Regions from separate parts of the Homo sapiens genome. Here all the other regions are linked to region 4. A link is a contact called in ENCODE Hi-C or POLR2A ChIA-PET data. All regions are on one chromosome and are shown on one strand. The core of a region is the stretch at or near the end of the contact, and the rest is flanking DNA. Distances in the headings are between cores, read along the strand shown. Region 1 holds the start of FKBP10 (FKBP prolyl isomerase 10). Region 2 holds the start of AARSD1 (alanyl-tRNA synthetase domain containing 1). Region 3 holds the start of IFI35 (interferon induced protein 35). Region 4 holds the start of STAT3 (signal transducer and activator of transcription 3). Region 5 holds the start of PTGES3L-AARSD1 (PTGES3L-AARSD1 readthrough). Region 6 holds the start of KLHL11 (kelch like family member 11).

Region 1 (3,372 bases), core at 352-2,851, 580 kb after region 4:
GCCCACCAAGCAGACAGGTTTTAAGTCTGGACTGTTTCCTTCTCAGTGTTGTTATGAAGGCTTAAGCTCTGCATTAAGTTTCTACAAGTTCCACAGCATCAGGTCATATGGTTTTCCTCAGGGTCAATGTTAATGTGTGCTGAACTGGCTGGAGGACTGCCAGGCCCTGTGAGAAGCCTACGTTCATTCATCCATGTCCTTGGAGTCCTAACATCAGCCTTAGCAAGTAGGTCCTGTTTTTGTCTCCACTTTTCAGATAAGGAAAGTGATGCCTAAAGAGACAAAATTCTCTGTCCATGGTCATAGCCTGGATTTGAACCAGGGTCTTGGGACTCTTGGAGTTTGTAGGCTTACCCCAATATATGCCTGCCTCTAAAGTCATGGCCACTAATTTCCTGTGGGCTGAGTTGTGTGTTTCAGAGGAGGGTCTAAGAAACACTGACTTCTTTCAGTGTGCTGTGGGGTCTGTGTGTAACTGGGACCCTAGATTTACCCCTGAGGCTGGCATACAGCCCTGCCCTGTCCCCGCTAACAAAAGTGGACTTGCTGGGGCAGACCAAAGGCCTGGGTCAGACCAGGAGGCCACCTTACAAACCCCAAGGCTGGCAAAAATGGGCGGCCTGTGCCTCTGGCCTGGTGTACCTAAAATGGAGAGAGATGAGGGTTCCAGGAGAACCAGAGAGGGAGGAATGAAATTCCTCCAAGGAGCCCAGGGTGGCATGTCCGACTGTGTGACACGTAGACAGGGCCTCCGCAGGGAGCCACGCGCTACCCCCAGGTCCAGCCGGCTGTCTTCTTATAATACCCACCAGCCTTTTTCCCTGCCCACCAGCCGCTGAAAACTCCCACCCCCTCCAAAAAAAAGTTCTATTCCCTCTTCTCTGACCACAAAGGCACTGAAAACAGTGGAACCAGAAGGGGAGTCAGGGTGGGTGGAAAGGTACGGGGTCCAGGCTGATAGACCATCCCAGGGTTCTTAAGCAGCAGGGACCACCCCCTTCCCCCCAACACTGTAGATCAGAACACCCCTCTCCATCAGGTCATTACATACAGCCCTGGTAACTACACAAGGCAGTTCACCTTGATTATCGAGTCCTTTCCGGGATGTGGAGAGCTTGTGAGAAAGAAATGGGATCCTTTGAGAAGTGAGGGTTTGGAAGTGGGGGCAGGAGGGTATCTTTGGGGAGATGGGTGTCTGGGAGGCCCCAGGGGTGCTGTCTAGGGTTAGAGTATTGGGATGCAGAGCTTAAAAGAGGCAACAAGGAAACAGGACCCCGGGTTCAGGGGACGGAGTGGTGAATCCGGGGGCGCCCAACCGGGGTTACCTTGAATCAAACTTCTTGCCATCTTCAAAAGTGCCGTTGTAGTGGTAGCGCACAAAATCCCCCATCTGCACTTCCCGGGGACAGGCCCTGGGGATGTGGTACCTCTCGATGACCACATCTTCCAGGGGGCCCCCGGCCGGGCTGGCGCGGCCCAGCCCCCTCCCCACGGCCTGCACCACCAGTAGCAGCAACTGCAGCAGGGGGAGCCGGAGGAGGCTGTGGCTGGGGGGGCCCGCGGGGAACATGGTGCCTGGAGTTGGGACCGCCGGCAGTGAGGGCGAGCGAGGGAGTCGCCACCAACCTCCTTCCCCCCGCCTCCCAGAACTGGCTCCCCCTCTTCCTGTCCTCTTTCCCTACCCCCGCCCTGGCTGGTCCACGTGGAATGGGGGCTGGGAAGACTGAGCTGGCCTGGCCGGGAGGAGCGGGGGAGGGGGTTGCAATAGGAGGAGGGGGCCAGGCTGAGTGTGTTAGAGTCTGAGGGAGGCACTACAAAGAACTCTAGGTTCCCCCTCCCCCCATCTCCATCCCTGGCTGCGAGACCTGGGGCCTGGCCAGGGAGAGAGGCTCGGGAAAGATGAGAACTCTGAGTGGACACCAAAGGAAAAAAAAAAAAAAAAGTTCAATGACTTTTTCCGGAGCCCCCGGGTCCTAAAGCCGGGCGGAGATGAACCTTGCTTCTTTCGCGGGCACTTCGAATTCTAGTCCCCTCCAGGTGGGTGGTGAAGCCGCGGAGTGTGAGAGGCATCTCCGTGCTCATCCGTGACCCCAGCTGTACTCCAAGGGAAGGCATCTCCAGGGAAGAGCAGCTTGGTCCCGCAAAAGCTGGACTGAAAGAAGGACTTTGTGACTTGGGATGTGACGGGCACGGAGATGGAGTGGGGGGTGGTGGCAGCGCAAGGTGTGCAGGTGACAGCAGGTGTGTGCCTCCGACGTGGGCGGGGGAGACACTCGGAGGGTGCAGGAGGGCGCAGCGACGGAAGGCCCGGCTCCAGGGCTTCCTTCTCGTATGGGCAGCGCAGAGGAGGCGGCCCTCACTCAGTGTCCTGATCTCAGGCGGGGGCACTGTTTGCATGGGGAGGGGCTTCCTGGGCTTCCCATCTCTGGCGGGAAGCGCTCCCCGACGCATTCTCTACCTAGGGGACACCCCCAAGGCAGGAGCCCGGGCCGACGGAGAGGACTTAACGACACTATCGGACCCTCTGGGAAAAGAGGGGAGACGTCGTGACCCAGGCCCCGCCCCACCTTGCCGCCTCGTGCCCGGCGCTAAGACCCAGCGGGCGCGCCGCCCGCCCGGGGCCCGGCCCTGTCCCCTTCCGTCCGCGGGGCAGCCAGCTCAGCTCCGGAGAGCCGGCGGCGCGGCGGGCATGGCTCGGGTGGCGTGGGGGCTGCTGTGGTTGCTGCTGGGCAGCGCCGGGGCGCAGTACGAGAAGTACAGCTTCCGGGGCTTCCCGCCCGAGGACCTGATGCCGCTGGCCGCGGCGTACGGGCACGCTCTGGAGCAGTACGAGGGAGAGAGCTGGCGCGAGAGCGCGCGCTACCTGGAGGCGGCGCTGCGGCTGCACCGGCTCCTGCGCGACAGCGAGGCCTTCTGCCACGCCAACTGCAGCGGCCCCGCGCCCGCGGCCAAGCCCGATCCCGACGGCGGCCGCGCAGACGAGTGGGCCTGCGAGCTGCGGCTCTTCGGCCGCGTCCTGGAGCGAGCCGCCTGCCTGCGGCGCTGCAAGCGGACGCTGCCCGCCTTCCAGGTGCCCTACCCGCCGCGGCAGCTGCTGCGTGACTTCCAGAGCCGCCTGCCCTACCAGTACCTGCACTACGCGCTGTTCAAGGTGGGAGCCCGCCCCCACCCGGGGACCTGTCTCGGGCTGGGCGTCGTGGCTCCCCACAGATCGGTCGAAGGAGCGTTATCTTCACCCAAGGCACGAAGCCCGCCGTGCGCTCGGGGCCGCGAGCTCCGGTCTTGCTGACCCGCTCCCCCACCCCCTACCCCCCGACCAGGCTAACCGGCTGGAGAAGGCGGTGGCGGCGGCCTACACCTTCCTCCAGAGGA
Region 2 (3,757 bases), core at 1-2,500, 580 kb before region 4:
GCCCAAACTATTTTAATGTAATGTAATGTAATTTTCTTGAGACGTAGTCTCGCTGGGTTACCCAGGCTGGAGTGCAGTGGTACGATTTCGGCTCACTGCAACCTCCTCCTCTCGGGTTAAAGTGATTCTCCTGCCTCAGCCTCCCGTGTAGCTGGGATTATATAGGCGTGTGCCACCACGCCTGGCTAATGTTTTTGTGTTTTTAGTAGAAACAGGGTTTCACCATGTTGGCCACGCTGGCCAAATTGTTCTTCTTTTTTTTTTTTTTTTTTTTTTTTGAGACGGAGTCTCGCTCTGTCGCCCAGGCTGGAGTGCAATGGTGCGATCTCGGCTCACTGCAAGCTCCGCCTCCCAGGTTCACGCCATTCTCCTGCCTCAGCCTCCGGAGTAGCTGGGACTACAGGCGTCCGCCACCACGCCCGGCTAATTTTTTGTATTTTTAGTAGAGACGGGATTTCACCGCGTTAGTCAGGATGGTCTCGATATCCTGACCTCGTGATCCGCCCGCCTCGGCCTCCCAAAGTGCTGGGATTACAGGCGTGAGTCACCGCGCTCGGCCTTTTTTTTTTTTTTTTTTTTTTTTTTTAATTGAGACGGAGTCTCGCTCTGTCGCCCAGGCTGGAGTGCAGTGGTGCAATCTCTGCTCACTGCAACCCCGCCTCCCGGGTTCCAGCGATTCTCCTGCCTCAGCCTCCCGGGTAGCTGGGATTACAGGCGCCCGCCACCACGCCCGGCTAATTTTTGTATTTTTAGTAGAGACGGAGTTTCGCTATGTTGGCCAGGCTGGTCTCGAACTCCTGGCCTGAGGTGATCCACCCGCCTCGACCTCCCAAAATGCTGGGATTACAGGCGTGAGCCACCTCCCCCAGCTCCTTGCTTTCTATTTCTACTGGGCAGTGCTGCTCAGTAACCATGCCAGTCCCGTCCCCGCCTCTATGCGCTGGGATTCCGCAGCCAGAATACTTACATCCCTGGGGCCCCAAGGGGCTCACTAAACCACGTGCCTTGTCCAGGTCGCGTTTTTTTGTTTTTGTTTGTTTGTTTTTTTCCTCCTGGTCTTGTCCTTTGTAAAGCCTTAGAACAGTCGTTAAACAACCCAGCAAATATGCAATTCGCGTTTTCAGTAAATTTATCCAAACCGCATTCCATTCCTTACCCTCCTGCTTCTGCGCAGACAAGCGCCCTTGATGACGTTTGTCCCACGTCGCTCTCCGTTCGCTCCCAGGCTTCTCTGCGCGTGCGCCTCCTCACACGCCTGCAGGTATGGCGTTCTGGTGTCAGCGTGACAGTTATGCCCGAGAGGTACGGCGTCACGGCGAGGCACTTGAGACTGCCGGGCCGGCAAGGCGGTTTGGGGAAGAGGGCGCCACGTGTAGGGAGTGCCAACATGGCATTCTGTCCTGGTGTGGAGAGGGCTAGGGCTAGGGCTGGGGTCGGGGCTTATTCTCTCATTCCTCTCTGTTCAGTTCACCACCACCGTGGTCTCCTGCTGTCCCGCGGAGCTGCAGACTGAAGGGAGCAACGGCAAGAAAGAAGTGCTGAGCGGTTTCCAAGTGGTGCTGGAAGACACAGTGCTTTTCCCTGAGGGCGGGGGACAGGTACCAAAACGATCTCTTCCCAGGAAGCCCCCAGTTTCTTTGTGCTCAGGCCGAAATGCTCTCCTGCCCCTTTTTTCTCAGCCATAATGAATTCAGATGAGCTTTAGTTTAATTCATTTTGTTATTCATTTAATGAGTATTTATCAGCAATTGCTTATCTAGACATAACATATGCTAGATATTATTCCAGGCTGTAAGGATAACCGGTGAACAACACAGTGCCTTTATATACGTGGAATGTTTATTGAAGACAACTGTGTGTGCTAGGTATAATAAGTAATAAACAAAAACCAAGTAAAGGGAAAGAGAGTGATGGGATGCTTGTCTAGATGAAGGGTAAGTTATTTCAGTAGAGACCTAAACGAAGTGAGGGGGTGAGTCTTTGCAATTATCTAGTGGTGCTGGGGGGCAGAGGGAGTATTCAGGCAGGTAGAATAGCAGGTGCAAAGGCCCCAAGGAAGGAATTAGCTTCGGGTTTTAGGGACTGAAAAAGATGTTCCTGAAGGAGTTCAGGTGAGATAGACGGGTTACAGTAGTACAGCAGAGAGCATATTTATCAGTGCTGTGATGAGGACTAGGTACAACATGAGCGCAAGTGAGGTACATTGTGAAGATGGAAGAGGAGGATAATAACACCAAAGGTGGGCATTATGAGAAAGGCTTTTCTTTCTTTTCTTTTCTTTCTTTCTTTCTTTTTTTTTTTGAGACAGAATCTCTCGCTGTCATCAGGCTGAAGTGCAGTGGCATGATCTCAGCTCTGCAACCTCCGCCTCCTGGGTTCAAGTGATTCTCCTGTCTCAGCCTCCCAAGTAGCCTGACCAACATGATGAAACCTTGTCTCTACTAAAAATATAAAAATTAACCAGGCATACTGGCAGGCCCCTGTAGTCCCAGCTACTCGGGAGGCTGAGGCATGAGAATCACTTGAACCGGGAGGCTGAAGTTGCAGTGAGCCAAGATTGTGCCACTGCACTTCAGCGTGGGGGACAGAACAAGACTCCGTCTCAAAAGAAAAAAAAAAGGTGTATTAAGGTGTGTGGGCAGCGAACCATGCAGGTTATTTTCTTTCTTTTTTATTTTTAAGAGACAGGATCTTGCTATGTCACCCAGGCTGGAGTGCAGTGGCCTGATCTAGCTCACTGCAGCCTCGAACTCCCAGGCTCAAGCAATCCTCCTGTTTTAGCCTCTCCAGTAGTGGGGACTACAGGCGCACAACCAACATGCTTGGCTGCTTTTTTGTAGAGATGAGGTCTCACTTTATTGCCCAGGCTGATCTTGAGCTCCTGGCCTCAAACAGTCCTCCCACCTTGGCCTCCCAAAGGCTGGGCCTACAGGTGTGAGCCACTGCCCTGGCCTCCACTCAGGTTCTTAAGCAAATAAGTGACATGAGAGAACATGTTCAGTAGACTTGGTATTGAGAGAGTTCCAATTTCATATCAGTCATTATTATGGTGATTTTCCCAGTATGAAGATTTCCCTGATCTGCTGAAGGAAAACCTGTGACCTCAAGTATCCATAGAAGGTCTCATTTTAGACAGCATTTCTTTCAGGAAGTCTTTTTTTGATTCCCCAAGACTGTTAGGTCTCTTTCCTTTGAGGTTCTCTAGCGTCATATACTTTTTCATATTATGGCATGTTATAGGTCATATTGCAATTGTCTGTTTTCCAGCCTCTGTTCTCTAGACTCTTAAGTTCCATGAGGTACCATATCTTGTTTACATTGTATTCTTGGGCTGGCACAGTCTTTTGTAAGCAGTTGGCACTTGAAATGTTTTAAAATGAATGAACTTTTTTTTTTTTTTTTTTTGAGATGGTGTCTTGCTCTGTTGCCAGGCTGGAGCGCAGCGGCGTGATCTCGGCTTACTGCAATCTCCGTCTGCCAGGTTCAAGCAATTCCCCTGCCTCAGTCTCCCGAGTAGCTAGGACTACAGGTGTGCACCACCATGCCCAGTTAATTTTTTGTATTTTAGTAGAGACGGGGTTTCACCATGTTGGCCAGGATGGTCTTGATCTCCTGACCTTGTGATCCGCCCACCTCGGCCTTCCAAAGTACTGGGATTACAGGTGTGAGCCACTGTACCTGGCCCTTTTTTTTTTTTAAATGAGACAGTGTCTCACTCTGTCACCCAGGCTGGAGTGTAGTGGAGCAATCATAGCAC
Region 3 (3,579 bases), core at 360-2,859, 620 kb before region 4:
TGGGCAACAAGAGTGAAACTCCATCTCAAAAAAAAAAAAAAAAAAAAAAGGAAAGAAAAGTCCGGGCATGGTGGCTTACACCTGTAATCCCAGCACTTTGGGAGCTTGAGGGGGGCAGATCACGAGGTCAGAAGATCAAGACCATCCCGGCTAACACGGTGAAACTCCATTTCTACTAAAAATACAAAAAATTAGCCAGGCATGGTGGAACGTGCCTGTACTCCCAGTTACTTGGGAGGCTGAGGCAGGAGAATCGCTTGAACCCGGGAGGCAGAGGTTGCAGTGAGCCGAGATCATGCCACTGTACTCCAGCCTAGGAGACAGAGTGAGACTCCGTCTCAAAAAAAAAAAAAAAAAAGGGATTGTCCTTGGGGAACTGGGGTTCTGAAAAGGTTGGCAATAATAATATTAAGAAGAAACACATATTGAATGCTCTGTAGGTGCTAAGCAGTGGGATAAGTTTTTACCGTGTTAATCTATGGATTACCTAGTGTGATTCTTAAAGTATAATTCTTATAGTATATATATATATATATATATATATAAATTTTGTGTGTGTGTGTGTGTGAGAGACAGTCTCCCTCTGTTGCCCAGAGTGGAGCATAGTGGTACAATCTCGGCTCACTGCAACCTCTGCCTCCCAGGTTCAAGCAATTCTCCCGCCTCAGTCTCCCTAGTAGCTGGGATTACAGGTGTGTGCCACCATGCCTGGCTAATTTTTGTGTTTTTAGTAGAGATGGGGTTTTGCTATGTTGGCCAGGCTGGTCTCGAACTCCTAACCTCAAGTGATCCACACGCCTCAGCCTCCCAAAGTGCTGGCTGGGATTACAGGTGTGAGCCAACACACCCAGCCTAATTCCTTTAGTTTAATTTTTTTTTTTTTTTTTTTAGACAGAGTCTCGCTGTGTCACCCAGGCTGGAGTGCAGTGATGCAATCTCGGCTCACTGCAACCTCCGCCTCCCAGGTTCAAGTGATTCTCCTGTCTCAGCCTCCCAAGTAGCTGGGATTACAGGCGCACACCACCACACACAGCTAATTTTTTGTATTTTAGTAGAGACGGATTTTCACTGTATTGCCAAGGCCTCCCAAAGTGCTAGGATGACAGGCGTGAGACACCACGCCCGGCCTAGAACAATTGTTATTTGGGTCACAGAACCCGCTGAGTATCTGATGGAAACTACAGATTCTCTCTCCAGAGAAGTGTACACACACAGGATTTAATGAGCTCCTCCTGTCTGAGGCAATAGGTTAGGGAACCAACTCTTGCAGAGGCAACCCCAGCCCTGTGTTTCTCCCCAGCCCTTCAGCAGGTCTGAGATGGGCAGGGTGAGGCTTGGCTGCCAGGCCCTGAGATATCTGCAGGTTCCTAGCCAAGAGGATTACTCCTGTTTCCCCACTTCCCAACTCCCTCCTCCTCACTTACGGCATCCAGTGGGGCTGACATGGGTCTCGGGTCTGTTTGGCAAGAGCTGAGGCTTCAGAGCTGGGCACAGTGGCAGAATTCACAGCAACTGAACTCTTGTTTGTACCCCCCAAAGGGCTGTGGTCTCTCTCAGCCCCAGCAAGACCCGAAATACACCTCAGGAGGCTCTGCTCGCAGGCTGTTTGCTTCCACTTTCATTTCCGTGAAATCCCTGCCTTCTGGCGCTCACATGCCGCCCCCTGCCGAGGCTTCCCCACCCCTGGGAGGAGCCTTCTTGGTCAGCAAAGTCGACTTCACTCAGCCAGGCTGCCTCAAGGAAAGCCACCTCACCCCAACTGCAAACTGGCCCCCATCAACCATTCCCAGCAATCTCCGACAAGCCCATTGGTAGACCCTGCTTTGTCAATGGATTATTTCCCTAGAGCCTAGAATAATGCTGGGCACATTGAACATTGATAAAATAATTGCTGAATGAGCTGGGTGCGGCGGCTCACACCTGTAATCCCAGCATTCTGGGAGGCCCAGGCGGGCAGATCACCTGAGGTCAGGAGTTAGAGACCAGCCTGGCCAACATGGTGAAACCCCACCTTTACTAAAAAAATACAAAAATTAGCCGGGCGTGGAGGTGCATTCCTGTAATCCCAGCTACTTGGGAGGCCGAGGCAGGAGAATAGCTGGAACCCGGAGGCAGAGGTTGCATTGAGCTGAGATGGTGCCATTGCACTCCAGCCTGGGTGACAAGAGTGAAACTCCATCTCAAAAAATAAATAAAACAATAATTGCTGAATGAATGAGAAACACAGTCAGGACAGATAACGCCCATAGTTCAAGTTCACAAAACTGCCGGGTGCGGTGGCTCACACCTGTAATCCCAGCACTTTGGGAGGCCCAGGTGGGCAGATCACCTGAGATCCCAAGTTAGACACCAGCCTGGCCAACGTGGTGAAACCCCGTCTTTACTAAAAAAATACAAAAATTATCCGGGTGTGGTGGTGTATTCCTGTAATCCCAGCTACTTGGGAGGCCGAGGCAGGAGAATAGCTGGAACCTGGGAGGCAGAGGTTGCATTGAGCCAAGATCGCGCTGTTGCACTCCAGCCTGAGTGACAAGAGCGAAACTCCATCTCAAAAAATAATAATTGCTGAATGAATGAGAAACACAATCAGGACAGATAAAGTCCACAGTTCAAGTTCACAAAACTGCCAGGCGCAGTGGCTCATGCCTTGTAATCCCAGCACTTTGGGAGGTCCAGGCGGGTGGATCACGAGACCATCCTGGCCACCATGGTGAAACCCTGTCCCTACTAAAATACAAAAAATTAGCCGGGCCGGATCACACCACTGCACTCCAGCCTGGGCAACAGAGTGAGATTCTGACTAAAAAAAAAAAAAAAGTGCCAATCCCAGCAGCTGGGCCCACTGGTAACATGTGCCTATAGTTCCAGCAGGTTGAGGCAGGAGGACTGCTTGAGCCCAGGAGTTCGAGGCCAGCCTGGGCAACACAGTGAATCTTGTCTCTTAAAAAAAAAAAAAAAAAAAAAAAAAAGGCTGGGTGCAGTGGCTCACGCCTGTAATCCCAGCACTTTGGGAGGCTGAGGCGGTGAATCACTTGAGGTCAGGAGTTTGAGACCAGCCTGACCAACATGGGGAAACCCTGTCTCTACTAAAAATACAAAAATTAGCCGGGCGTGGTGGCATGCGCCTGTAGTCCCAGCTACTCGGGAGGCTGAGACGGGGGAATCGCTTGAACCCGGGAGGCGGAGCTTGCAGTGAGCCGAGATCGTGCCACTGCACTCCAGCTGGGTGACAGAGCGAGACTCTGGCTCAAAAAAAAAAAAAAGAAAAAAGTTCACAAAACTGTTAACAGTGGCCAGCAAGGAGAGCTATCGTCTGCCCAACACGCTTGTGCCTTACATGAATTAACTCTTCAAAACAATGCCATGAAGTTGGTTCTATTTTCTTCACTTTACAGATGAGAAAATTGAGGCACAGAGCATTAGAAACTTGCCCAAGGTCACAGGGCTAGGAATCAAAGCATGGATCCAAACCTGGTAGGAACAGTATTTACACTTGGGCCTTGAGGTAGAGTGGAAAAAAATTTGCTGTATTTTTCCTCAAAAGTTTTAAATTCAGCCCCATTTCTGTGACCCTGAGTA
Region 4 (3,604 bases), core at 230-2,729:
CTCATTGGATATGAGGTGGTACGAGCGGTCTGAATCTGTAGACTTAGACAGGCTTCAGGTATCTGGGGAACCATGTGAGTAAAACCTTGTATTGTTTCTGGGGCTAGAATCTAGTCTCCTTCAAACACTCAGAAGGATCTGTGACTGCCTTCAAAGGTTAAGAGTCATTGATTTTTCTCACTAGAAATTAATAAGAACAGCTATCCTTGGGGAGAAGGAATGATGGGGGTAGGGAAAGATTTTCATTTAATATTTTTGACCTTTCTGAACGGTCTGCATTTTCTAAACAGGAACATGTATTAGGTTCATTGAAAAAAAATATGTCAGGGGTTAGCTGAGCAGTGAGATAATGGGTCCTTTTTAGATTTTTGTCTTTATACCTGTTCGTATTAAACAAACACAAATATTAATAACATATTTTTAAAGACCCAAAAAAATAAAAATTAAAAACCCTGATAGTATCAGCACATACACAGAAATCACTCCATTATGCAAAGTTCATCCTCTATTATGAAAGGCAAAATGTCTACATTTCCTATCAACCACTGGCTTCAATTCAGTAAAACTTGCATACCAAGTAGGCAAGGTGGAAAAGAAAAAGGCAGAACATTTCATGTATTTCAATTCAGACGCATAAAAATGTCAAGCCCTACACGTTATCAGCTTTCGTATACACCGTCTTCTGCATTCGCCTGTACGGGCCAATGGGCTAGCTGGTCGGCGTTTGATGCTTGAAGTGATGGAACGGAGTACGGGGTTAAATCCACTACCCTCTCCCCACGCACTCTAGTAATTACTCTATTTCCACGTCATGTTTCCGGGTGTGTGTGTCCCTGCTCACGCAGAAACTGAAGTTCAAAGCAGGCGGAGTCACCCATGTTCTTTTTGTTGTCCCCAGAACCCAATTCAGGAGTTGGGTCCCCAGAGGATCTGGAGATACCTGGGGACTATCTAACTAGCTGATTCCCGCGTGGTAAGAGGCTCTCAACCTCGCCACCACGTGGTGCCAAGGGCCGGGAAAAGGGAGAGCGGGCAGGAGGGAGCTGTATCAGGGGCATTTAAAGTGCCTTGACGTCACGCACTGCCAGGAACTCAGCTGAGTTTTCAGCAGGACATTCCGGTCATCTTCCCTCCCTCCCCCCGGGCTTCTGTGCCCAAGTCCTCGGCTCTTCCCTCGCTGTGGCGGAGGGAGGAGCACCGAACTGTCGGAACAGCCAGCACAGGGGCGTATCAGTCTCCTCTTGGCTCCGCCCTTTCTCCTAGCTGCTCTCCTCATTGGTCAGTGGGCGGGGCTTCGGCTGTACCGCACACGCACTGGGACCTCTGGGTGGCCGAACGAGCTGGCCTTTCATGAATTATGCATGACGGCGTGCCTCGGCCAGGCTGGGGCTGGGCGAGGATTGGCTGAAGGGGCTGTAATTCAGCGGTTTCCGGAGCTGCGGCGGCGCAGACTGGGAGGGGGAGCCGGGGGTTCCGACGTCGCAGCCGAGGGAACAAGCCCCAACCGGATCCTGGACAGGCACCCCGGCTTGGCGCTGTCTCTCCCCCTCGGCTCGGAGAGGCCCTTCGGCCTGAGGGAGCCTCGCCGCCCGTCCCCGGCACACGCGCAGCCCCGGCCTCTCGGCCTCTGCCGGAGAAACAGGTGAAGGGGGTGCAGGGTGGGGCCGTTGGGGAGGCCTGGGGACCCGGGGGCTCCGCAGCGGCAGGGGGCCTCTGGGACCTTGGGGATGTTGTGATGGACGCTGCAGTGGGGCCGGGAGAGATGAAGAGACGCGGAGGGTCGCCCTGAGGGAAGACTCTTCGGGATGACAGGAGCGGGCCTCGGAAGGGACTCGGGGCGCTGGAGGGAAGTTTCGTTCTTCGGAGAAACAGAACGCGCTCGAGGGGGCACCGTGGGGCGAGGGCGCACTCGGTTGCGGCGGCAGGAGTGAGGGACAGTCCCCCGATTTCCTGCTCCCTGGGGCCCTGGGGACGTTCCGGCCACCGGAGCGACTGTCACGCCGACGGGGATCACCGGCGCGAGTGGGGGGTCGGAAAGCGCCTCCTCCCCGCCCGGTCGGCGGCTCCCGCTGAGCCACTTCCTCCGCTTGCCCTGTTCCCGCTCCTTCAGGAGACAGCTGTGCCCTTTTGGAGGCAGGAATAGGTGTGTCTGTCGCCTGCAGCCTTACGGGCTGGCTGGTCGTGGGTAGGCTTTATTGCATAAGAATCAAGTTTCCTGTAGGGAAATTGACAGACCGGTACTCTTTCTAAATTCCCTCGCATCTTTTTCTAGGTTAAATTATGCTCCCCCCACGTCCCCGCCTTGTAAAAAAGAGAAAAAAAGACAAAATAAAATCCCCATCAACCCGTCAAGCCAGCTCTAGAGAGAGAAATAAACCTCTTGACATTGTCCTTTTCCAAATACCTGGTAAAGTCGGCCAGAAGATAAATAATTGAGCCATTGCATTTACTGGATTGTGGTGTTGCTTAATTGCATAGGACGGAATGAACCAATTGAGAGTGGGAGTTTTCTGTCTCAGAGCCAAGATCTTGGGTAAATGCAGAGGAGAGGGAAACAAAGACAGGCTGGCCTTGAAAAAACCATGTGTGCAAACTTTACATGCATTTGGGGGGTGTGGTTGCACTGAAGTTAACAAGATTCAAACCGTCGCCCAAGTTGGTATTTCCATGTTTGGTACACATCACTCTGTGCCATATCAGGTCGTTGTTAAGTGTGGTGACAAAATCAGTGGTTAGTCATTTTTTTAATTAAAAATGTGTATAGTGTGTACCTGCTGGTCTTACTGTATGTGCAACTAAAGGTTTACATAGTCTGTGTATGGGTTGTAAATTTTTGGCTGGCTGTGCTGATAAAGCATTGGGCTTGAATAAAGCAAAGCAGAAAATCATCTCAATCTTTTATATGTGGATTTAGACTGTGTTATGACTTGGTTCAGCCAGTTTTCTATCTTATTTTATATTAAATATGTCTGTGTTCTCTGAGTCAGCACATTTATTTCCTTATTACATGTTCCAGACAGGAGTGCTAGCCCAGTTTTTGTTCAGTTTGCACAGTGGGATGGGGAAACAAGTCTGGAATTTAAAAAAAAATGTTTTAGAGGTTGGAGCCTTGATTTTAGTCTCTATATTAGCACATCCATCACAAAGAACCATTAGTAAATTCATGAATCTTTTGTTTTTTATGTAGTTCATTTGAGAAGAATAATCACTTAGAAATATCCACAGTGCCAGGCATGGTGGTGCACACCTCTGATCCCAGCTAATTGAAGGCTGAGGTGGGAGGATTCCTTGAGTCCAGGAGTTGAGTCTGGTCTGGGCAACATGGTGAGAGGCCAGGAATTGGGTCTAGAGTCTAGTCTAAGCACCATAATGAGAACCCATCTTTAAGAAAGAAAGAAAGGAAAGGAGGAAGAAAGGAAAGAAAAAGAAATACCCACAGCACAGTTATGAATTAACCCACAAAGGACTTGTGAGGTGGGTAGTTCACATAACAATTACCCTAATATCGTAGATAAGAAAATTGAGGCCAAAGGATCAAGACACTTGGCCAACGCAGCAGAGTGCCATAGTGGTGGAATTTGTGCCTCCTTCTGTATATTTTGTG
Region 5 (3,586 bases), core at 151-2,650, 590 kb before region 4:
AAGCTTGTAAGGAAACGTTTACCTGGTGTCTTATACATAGTTTCACTACTTCTGGGGTAGGCACACTGAATCGATCTTGTCAGTTATCAGAGGACCTCATTCAGAATGCCTAATGATTAAGCAGGATGGAGGAAGAGTTTAAAAATTTCAACATTATAGCCTGCACGGTGGCACACGCCTGTAGTCCTGAGGCTGAGGCGGGAGGATGGCTTGAGACCAGGAGTTCGAGACCAGCCTGGGCAACATACCAAGACCCTCCCGTCTCTTAAAAAGGAAAAATTCCAACATTAGGAAATTTATCTAATCAAGAGTTGTGTTTATTTCAGTTACTAAGAGACCCTGCTGTTAATCCAAACTCCCACCCAAAGAAGTGTAAAGACTGCCTAGATTTCAGGAAAGCAGGGACAGGGAGTTAACCTAAATTTCCACGGATTCCAACTCACTTTCCTTTCCTTTGCCAATTTTCCCAATCCCCAGAGTCGGGGTCCTCTAGCAGCCAAAGTGTTCAAGACTGAGATACGTGAGGGAAAGGTGAGTGGGCGCAGCACTGCTCTTGGCTGCTCTGCTGCCCTCTCAACGACTCACTTCGCTCACCGCTCCTCTACCACTCACGTCATCACGCACCGACATCTCTCCACATCCTCCGTGCACACCGCTCACCCTCAGGTTCCCAGGCCTCTGTCCTCTTGCCCTTCAGCCGGCCCCGCACTCCAGTCCCCTGGTCTCCGACACACGTACTCACCGACCGAGTCGGGGAGGCTTCTCCCCGCATGCACCATCATCCGGGTCTGGATCGCCACCCACACGACCCCACTATTCCCATATTCCTCGCGGCCCGGCTCCAGCCACTCACCTGGTCCTCGCCCCGCAACCATGGCCGGTCCCCTGGCAGCCCATCGCCCTCATCGCTGGCGGGGTCGCCGGGCCCTTCGTAACCTAGGACGTGAGGGCAGCCGCGGAAGGCGAAGTCTTCGAGCTCCCGCAGAAGGCGCTGCTGCTCCGCCGGCGCCCCGCGCACCACCTGGCGCAGGCGGAACTGCACCTGCGCGAAGTGCGAGGACAGCGCCAGCAGCGCCGAGTCCAGCCGCCGCCGCTCTGCCCGCAGCCGCCGCAGCGTCCGGCCCGGCGAATCCGGCGGGGAGCCCGGGGCCGCGCCAGGCTCCTCGGCCGTCGCCTCTTCTAAAAACGCGGTTGCCCCAGGCCGGGCCTCCGCCACCGCCCCCACTGGGGCCCAGCGCACCGCCTCGCACGGTGGCAGCGGCTCCTCTTCCTCCTCCTCTTCGTCTTTCGCCTTTGGCCCAACAGCCGCCACCACCGTTACCGGCTCTGCAGCCGCTTCGACAGCCGCCATCTTCCCGGAAACACCACCGCACGTCAGCCGCGCCCCCCTGCTGCCATGGCAACGGCGCGGTGGCCTGGAACCCCAGGGGAGTGGTGGGCGGGGCCTGAAGTACCCAAGTCCCCGAGGGCGCGCCTTCCCCGGGAATTTAATTCAGGACAATAATGTTTTATTGAGCGCCTATTGTGAATCAGACACTGAGCAGTAAGCGTCGGAGAAACAGGTGAATGATACCGGGGAAAAGTCATTCCCTGTGTGTAGCGTCTAGGGCAGCCTTTGCCCTGGTTCCAGCAGATGGGTTGTCTCTTCATAGTCTATGCATTTCTGAAGACCCCACGGTGAAGGGCTGCAAGGATGAAGCTGTCCCAGAGTATCTCCAGAGTGCAGATCCCTTGGCTGCCAGGTCATGTTCTCTCTTCCTCTCAACTGCTCTCCCGACCATATAAGGAGAGGCAGCTGCTGGGGGCGTCCCCAGGATCTAAAGATAGCGGCCCCTGCCTGGAACTCTAAATGCCACCCTGGAGCGGGAGCCGCAATGGCACGGTGAGTGTTTCCGGCTCCGGTGCTCCCCCTGGCCCTTTTCCCTGGAGATTCCCTGCTCCAAGTCTTCTGGGCGCTCCAGGTTCTGTGAGGCCCCACGGGAGCCCCGGACCCCTGGTCTCTGTAACTGTGGGGTGAGGGAAGGTGTGACCTGAATGTTCTCCCTGACCTCCTAGTTTCCTAGTCTTGCACGTTCTATTCTTCCCAGGTTCACATTCACCACACCCACCCACTCCTGTCATTCCCTTCCCTTTCACCCCTTCTGTCTCATTTAGCTCCACTTTGAAAAAACTGTGGCATCAAAGGTCCCTGGGTAGTCCCTTCCCAAATGACCTCAGTCTTCCCTCTCCCACCCCTATGAAGCCACACCTCAACTTCTCTTCAGGCAGCACGCCCGGACCTTGTGGTACGACAGGCCCAGGTATGTGTTCATGGAGTTTTGTGTTGAGGACAGCACCGATGTCCACGTGCTTATTGAGGATCACCGCATTGTGTTCAGGTAGTGGCCCTGCCGTCCGAGGGCCTGGCTTCCCAGGAATCTACCCCTTTCCTAATGTCCCCACACGGAGTATTCCGCATCTCCTCAGCTTCATTGTCTCCTCAGCTGCAAGAATGCCGATGGAGTGGAGTTGTACAATGAGATTGAGTTCTATGCCAAAGTGAACTCCAAGGTAAGGGTGAAATGGGACAGTAAGGTTTGGATGGAAACCGGGCTGCCCAGGGAAACTGGAGATTAATTCTAAACCCCAGACCCTAAGAATGAGGCTCTCTATCTGGCAGGACTCCCAGGATAAGCGCTCTTCCCGCTCTATTACTTGTTTTGTGAGAAAATGGAAGGAAAAGGTGGCCTGGCCGCGGCTTACCAAGGAGGATATCAAGGTGGGTGTGTGGAAAGTGGCCTGCTTCTTCTCTCCATGTACCCAGGTTACAGCTGGGATTGTCCTTGCCTCCTTTCCAGCCAATATTCAATCACTCAACAAGTCCTGCCTAATCTTTTTTTTCCAACTGTATTAGTCTCTCTTTTTATTTTTATTTATTTATTTATTTTGAGACGGAGTTTCACTCTTGTTGCCCAGGCTGGAGTGCAGTGGCGTGATCTCAGCTCACCATGGCCTCCGCCTCCCGGGTTCAAGCAATTCTCCTGCCTCAGCCTCCTGGGTAGCTGGGATTACAGGCATGCACCACCACGCCCAGCTAATTTTGTATTTTTAGTAGAGATGGGGTTTCTCCTTGTTGCTCAGGCTGGTCTCGAACTCCCGACTTCAGGTGATCTGCCCGCCTCGGCCTCCCAAAGTGCTGGGATTACAGGCGTGAGCCACCGCGCCTGGCTTATTTTTTAACTTAAAGTTCTGGGATACATGTGCAGAACATGCAGGTTTGTTACATAGGTATACGTGTGCCATGGTGGTTTGCTGCATCTATCAACCCGTCATGCAGGTTTTAAGTCCTGCATACATTAGCTATTTGTCCTGAGTCTCTTTTTACTCTCTTGGTAATCTCTCCCAGTTAACTTACTTTCGTTGTAGGTGATGAAATGTGTAAGACTCCACTTCAGATATTGGCACTGCTATGAACATGGTCTTTCCCTTTACTGCAACTCACAATCAAAACCTTTGATTCTTTTTGTGTGTGTGTTTGTGTGAGATGGATTCTCACTCCCGTAGCACAGGCTGGAGTGCAGTGGCGCGATCTTGGCCCACTGCAACA
Region 6 (3,470 bases), core at 372-2,871, 520 kb after region 4:
GGGTCCAAGGACTCCTAACTACTTTGCATCTGTAATCCACAAAGATTCTGGGCAGCTGCCACCTCAGTCTCTTCTCTGTATTATCATAGTCTGGTTTAAATAAACTATATAGTAACAATGAAGGCATACTGCTGGCTCCTGGCATCCATATCCTTTGATCTGTATTCCTTTGTAACTGTACTTTTTTCCAGACAGGGTATCACTCTGTCGCCCCAGGGCTGGAGTACAGTGGCACCATCACAGCTCACTGCAGCCTCCATCTCCTGGGCTCAAGCAGTCCTCCCACTCCAGCCTCCCAAGTAGCTGGGACTACAGGAGCATGCCACCACTCCAGGCTAACTTTTGTATTTTTTGTGGAGATAAGGTTCTGCTGTATTTCCCAGGCTCTTCTGGAACTCATGGACTCAAGCAATCCATCCTCCTTGGCCTCCCAAAGTGCTGTTACAGGCGTGAGCCACTGTGCCTGGCCTGGCCTGAACTGTACTAATAGTTTCAGTATATATGGTTTTAAAAATGCTCATCTACGGTCAGGCGTGGTGGCTCATGCCTGTAATCCCAGCACTTTGGGAGGCTGAGGCGGGTGGATCACGAGGTCAGCAGATCGAGACCATCCTGGCTAACACGGTGAAACCCCGTCTCTATTAAAAATACAAAAACTTAGCCAGGCATGGTGGCGGGCGCCTGTAGTCCCAGCTACTCCGGAGGCTGAGGCAGGAGAATGGCGTGAACCCGGGAGGCGGAGGTTGCAGTGAGCCGAGACCCGCGCCACTGCACTCCAGCCTGGGCGACAGAGCGAGACTCCGTCTCAAAAAAAAAAAAAAAAAAAAAATTAGCCTGGAGTGGTGGCGGGCGCCTGTAGTCCCAGCTACTCGGGAGGCTGAGGCACAAGAATCGCTTGAACCCGGGCGGCGGAGGTTGCAATAAGCGAAGAGCGCGCCACTGCACTCCAGCCTGGGCGACAGAGCGAGACTCCGTCTCAAAAAAAAAAAAAAAAAAAAAATTAGCCTGGAGTGGTGGCGGGCGCCTGTAGTCCCAGCTACTCGGGAGGCTGAGGCACAAGAATCGCTTGAACCCGGGCAGCGGAGGTTGCAATAAGCGAAGAGCGCGCCACTGCACTCCAGCCTGGGCGACAGAGCGAGACTCCGTCTCAAAAAAAAAAAAAACAAAAAACCCAAAACAAAACAAAAACAAAAAGAAACAAAAAAAAAAACGGATAACGAGTAACTCATTCATCCCTCATCCACTTAGCTGGGGCTAGATCTTATAAAAATCCTGTATTGCCACTCAAGGCTTTAACAACAGGTGATGGTCTAAGGTGGCTTTACTCGACAAAATGACTGCAGAGAGCATGCTACCCACTAAGGAAAGGAAGCGAGCCATACTCGCACCGACGCCCTGGGGGTAGGCCTGGGGCGAAGTCTTCTGGACTGGGCGACTGTTACTGACGGACCTCACCAAGGCAGGCAGAGCTGCTGGAGGCGAGGCGGCGCTGCTGGAGGCGAGGCGGCGCTGCTGGAGGCGAGGCGGCGCTGCTGGAGGCGAGGCGGCGCATGTGCGGCCGGCGGGCGACCTGGCCCCGCCCCGCGCGCACTATTTAATCCCAGAATCCCTCTGTGTCGTACCAACAGCCGCATCGTTCCGAGGCTGTGGAGGCCGGGCGCAGCGGCGTCAAGATGGCGGCTGCGGCAGTGGCGGCGGCGGCGGCGGCGGCCGCGGCTGCATCTCTTCAGGTACTGGAGATGGAGAGCATGGAGACGGCCGCCGCCGGCTCGGCAGGACTGGCCGCCGAGGTCCGAGGCAGCGGCACGGTGGACTTCGGGCCTGGGCCGGGGATCTCTGCAATGGAGGCGAGCGGGGGCGATCCGGGCCCAGAAGCCGAGGATTTCGAGTGCAGCTCTCACTGCTCAGAGCTGTCCTGGCGGCAGAACGAGCAGCGGCGCCAGGGCCTCTTCTGCGACATTACCCTGTGCTTCGGCGGGGCTGGAGGCCGCGAGTTCCGGGCCCACCGCTCGGTACTGGCTGCCGCCACCGAGTACTTCACGCCCCTGCTCTCGGGCCAGTTTTCCGAGTCCCGCTCGGGACGGGTGGAGATGCGCAAGTGGAGCTCCGAGCCGGGGCCCGAACCCGACACAGTGGAAGCCGTAATCGAGTACATGTACACCGGGCGCATCCGCGTCAGCACGGGCAGCGTGCACGAGGTGCTGGAGTTGGCCGACAGGTAGGCGAGGGAGGCGGGAGCGCGGAGGGCGGCGGGCGCGGAGAGGGGGAGATGCTCGCTGGCGGAGGGGAGGGCAGTGCCTGCCACGGCAGCTCGCGAGTCCTGAGTGAATGCATTGGTTTCACACTCGCTGAGCGCCTGCTTGGGGGCAGCCACCGCGGTGGGCGAGGAGGATGCACCATCAGGTCCGGCGAGGGCGCCCCGCGCCCAAGGAGCTCAGATACTAGGTGATGGGACAAAAGTGATGAAAAGGAAAGTCAGTATGTGGTAACTGTTGTGCTGACGTTCAAAAGGAATGAAAGGCTAGGGATTGAATAAAGATCTTTCTGAAGAGGTGAAGTTTAGATCGACCTCTGAATGTCAAAAAATAACTGACCGTGCAAAGATGGGGAATGAATATTCCAGACAGCGCAAACGCCCTCAGGCAGGATCCAGTTTGGCTTAGAGAAGAGAATTAAAATATAGTCCAGTGAGGCTGGATCTAGTGGATGAAGGGGAGAAGGATGCGTGAGATGCGTTGGAATAAGGAGTTTGGATTTCACTAAGTGTGATAGGAAGCTGGGTAAAGAAATAGCTCATTTAAATATTTTAATATTATTCTGCCACTGTGTTAAACGGATTGTAGGGAGCAGGAATGCTCCAGAGACTGGTTAGAAGGCAGGTAATACCGTTTATAGAGATGGAGAGGCGTTTGTTTTGGCAATTATCATCTTACAGATACATTAACAAAAATGCCTATTGAGCGCCTATTACGCATCAGCTCAGATGCGGGATTCTAAGGTGCTAGGGTTTCAGCAGTGATCAAAACAGACAAAAGTCCTTTTCCTTATCGCACTTAGGTTGGTAGATGGACGGTAAATAAGTAAAATGTATAGCCTGTTGGATGATTGTTAAATGTATAGCCTGTTGGATGATTGTCATCACTGATGAAAAATAAAGCATGGGGGGAGTACATAGAAACTGCTGGGGGAGAGGAAGTGTTTTCCAAATTGGGTGGATAGAGAATGCCCTATGAAGAAGACGTTTTGCTAAGAACCGAAGGAGGTAAGGTAGACTGTGTCAGGTAGGGGACACAGGTACAGAGGCTCTGAGGTGGAGCTTGTATGTTAGAGAACAGTGGGGAGCCAGTGTGGCTGTATCAAAGGGATGCAGGATGAGAGGAACAGGAGAAGCCCCAGGATGGTAATGGGCAGGGATCCAGATCCCGTAGGGCCTTGATGGCCTGTGGAAGGACATGAGCTTTTACTCTGAT

Evidence for each region. A loop is a pair of places that touch in the nucleus more often than their neighbours do. ChIA-PET counts read pairs that join two places held with the same protein, here RNA polymerase II (POLR2A). Pooled maps may share reads with other maps.
Region 1: a pooled map shows a loop between it and region 4 (2.5-fold over the local background). The contact joins the promoter of FKBP10 here to the promoter of STAT3 in region 4. A Hi-C loop is called at or near these places in 1 of 50 pooled maps. POLR2A ChIA-PET finds 5 or more read pairs at or near these places in 2 of 52 experiments (AG04449 and MCF 10A).
Region 2: a loop to region 4 is called in a pooled map, with 4 times the contacts of the local background. The contact joins the promoter of AARSD1 here to the promoter of STAT3 in region 4. A Hi-C loop is called at or near these places in 2 of 50 pooled maps. POLR2A ChIA-PET finds 5 or more read pairs at or near these places in 3 of 52 experiments (CD4-positive, alpha-beta T cell, PC-9 and activated B cell).
Region 3: a pooled map shows a loop between it and region 4 (2.4-fold over the local background). The contact joins the promoter of IFI35 here to the promoter of STAT3 in region 4. A Hi-C loop is called at or near these places in 1 of 168 maps with a recorded cell type or tissue (B cell) and 6 of 50 pooled maps. POLR2A ChIA-PET finds 5 or more read pairs at or near these places in 3 of 52 experiments (activated B cell, activated CD4-positive, alpha-beta T cell and activated naive CD8-positive, alpha-beta T cell).
Region 5: a loop to region 4 is called in a pooled map, with 9 times the contacts of the local background. The contact joins the promoter of PTGES3L-AARSD1 here to the promoter of STAT3 in region 4. A Hi-C loop is called at or near these places in 1 of 168 maps with a recorded cell type or tissue (B cell) and 6 of 50 pooled maps. POLR2A ChIA-PET finds 5 or more read pairs at or near these places in 3 of 52 experiments (PC-9, activated B cell and activated CD4-positive, alpha-beta T cell).
Region 6: a loop to region 4 is called in a pooled map, with 8 times the contacts of the local background. The contact joins the promoter of KLHL11 here to the promoter of STAT3 in region 4. A Hi-C loop is called at or near these places in 6 of 50 pooled maps. POLR2A ChIA-PET finds 5 or more read pairs at or near these places in 2 of 52 experiments (activated CD4-positive, alpha-beta T cell and activated T-cell).

What each region holds. Positions count from the first base shown.
Region 1 is chr17:41,811,233-41,814,604 of GRCh38, reverse strand. FKBP10 (FKBP prolyl isomerase 10) reads right to left here and starts at 1,601. Exons shown (of 10, transcript NM_021939.4): 1 at 1,326-1,601. The coding sequence starts at 1,570. It overlaps P3H4 (prolyl 3-hydroxylase family member 4 (inactive)), which reads left to right and starts at 2,656. Exons shown (of 8, transcript NM_006455.3): 1 at 2,656-3,151; 2 at 3,321-3,372. The coding sequence starts at 2,690. RefSeq lists an enhancer at 2,287-2,396 and a silencer at 2,537-3,026.
Region 2 is chr17:42,961,947-42,965,703 of GRCh38, reverse strand. It overlaps AARSD1 (alanyl-tRNA synthetase domain containing 1), which reads left to right and starts at 1,250. Exons shown (of 12, transcript NM_001261434.2): 1 at 1,250-1,302; 2 at 1,467-1,598. The coding sequence starts at 1,264. It overlaps PTGES3L-AARSD1 (PTGES3L-AARSD1 readthrough), which reads left to right. Exons shown (of 17, transcript NM_001136042.2): 7 at 1,467-1,598.
Region 3 is chr17:43,004,814-43,008,392 of GRCh38, reverse strand. It overlaps IFI35 (interferon induced protein 35), which reads right to left and starts at 1,609. Exons shown (of 7, transcript NM_001330230.2): 1 at 1,425-1,609. The coding sequence starts at 1,445. RefSeq lists an enhancer at 1,440-1,749.
Region 4 is chr17:42,386,317-42,389,920 of GRCh38, reverse strand. STAT3 (signal transducer and activator of transcription 3) reads left to right here and starts at 1,479. Exons shown (of 24, transcript NM_139276.3): 1 at 1,479-1,642. RefSeq lists an enhancer at 759-1,028 and silencers at 1,549-1,828, 2,059-2,138.
Region 5 is chr17:42,978,342-42,981,927 of GRCh38, reverse strand. PTGES3L-AARSD1 (PTGES3L-AARSD1 readthrough) reads left to right here and starts at 1,400. Exons shown (of 17, transcript NM_001136042.2): 1 at 1,400-1,882; 2 at 2,265-2,378; 3 at 2,484-2,550; 4 at 2,660-2,758. The coding sequence starts at 1,746. It overlaps PTGES3L (prostaglandin E synthase 3 like), which reads left to right and starts at 1,848. Exons shown (of 7, transcript NM_001261430.2): 1 at 1,848-1,882; 2 at 2,265-2,378; 3 at 2,484-2,550; 4 at 2,660-2,758. The coding sequence starts at 1,875. RUNDC1 (RUN domain containing 1) reads right to left here and starts at 1,363. Exons shown (of 5, transcript NM_173079.5): 1 at 854-1,363. The coding sequence starts at 1,351. RefSeq lists a silencer at 1,047-1,296 and an enhancer at 1,367-1,436.
Region 6 is chr17:41,863,574-41,867,043 of GRCh38, reverse strand. KLHL11 (kelch like family member 11) reads left to right here and starts at 1,621. Exons shown (of 2, transcript NM_018143.3): 1 at 1,621-2,218. The coding sequence starts at 1,674. ACLY (ATP citrate lyase) reads left to right here. Exons shown (of 29, transcript NM_001096.3): 29 at 1-126. RefSeq lists enhancers at 436-936, 937-1,437, 3,181-3,470 and a silencer at 1,471-1,660.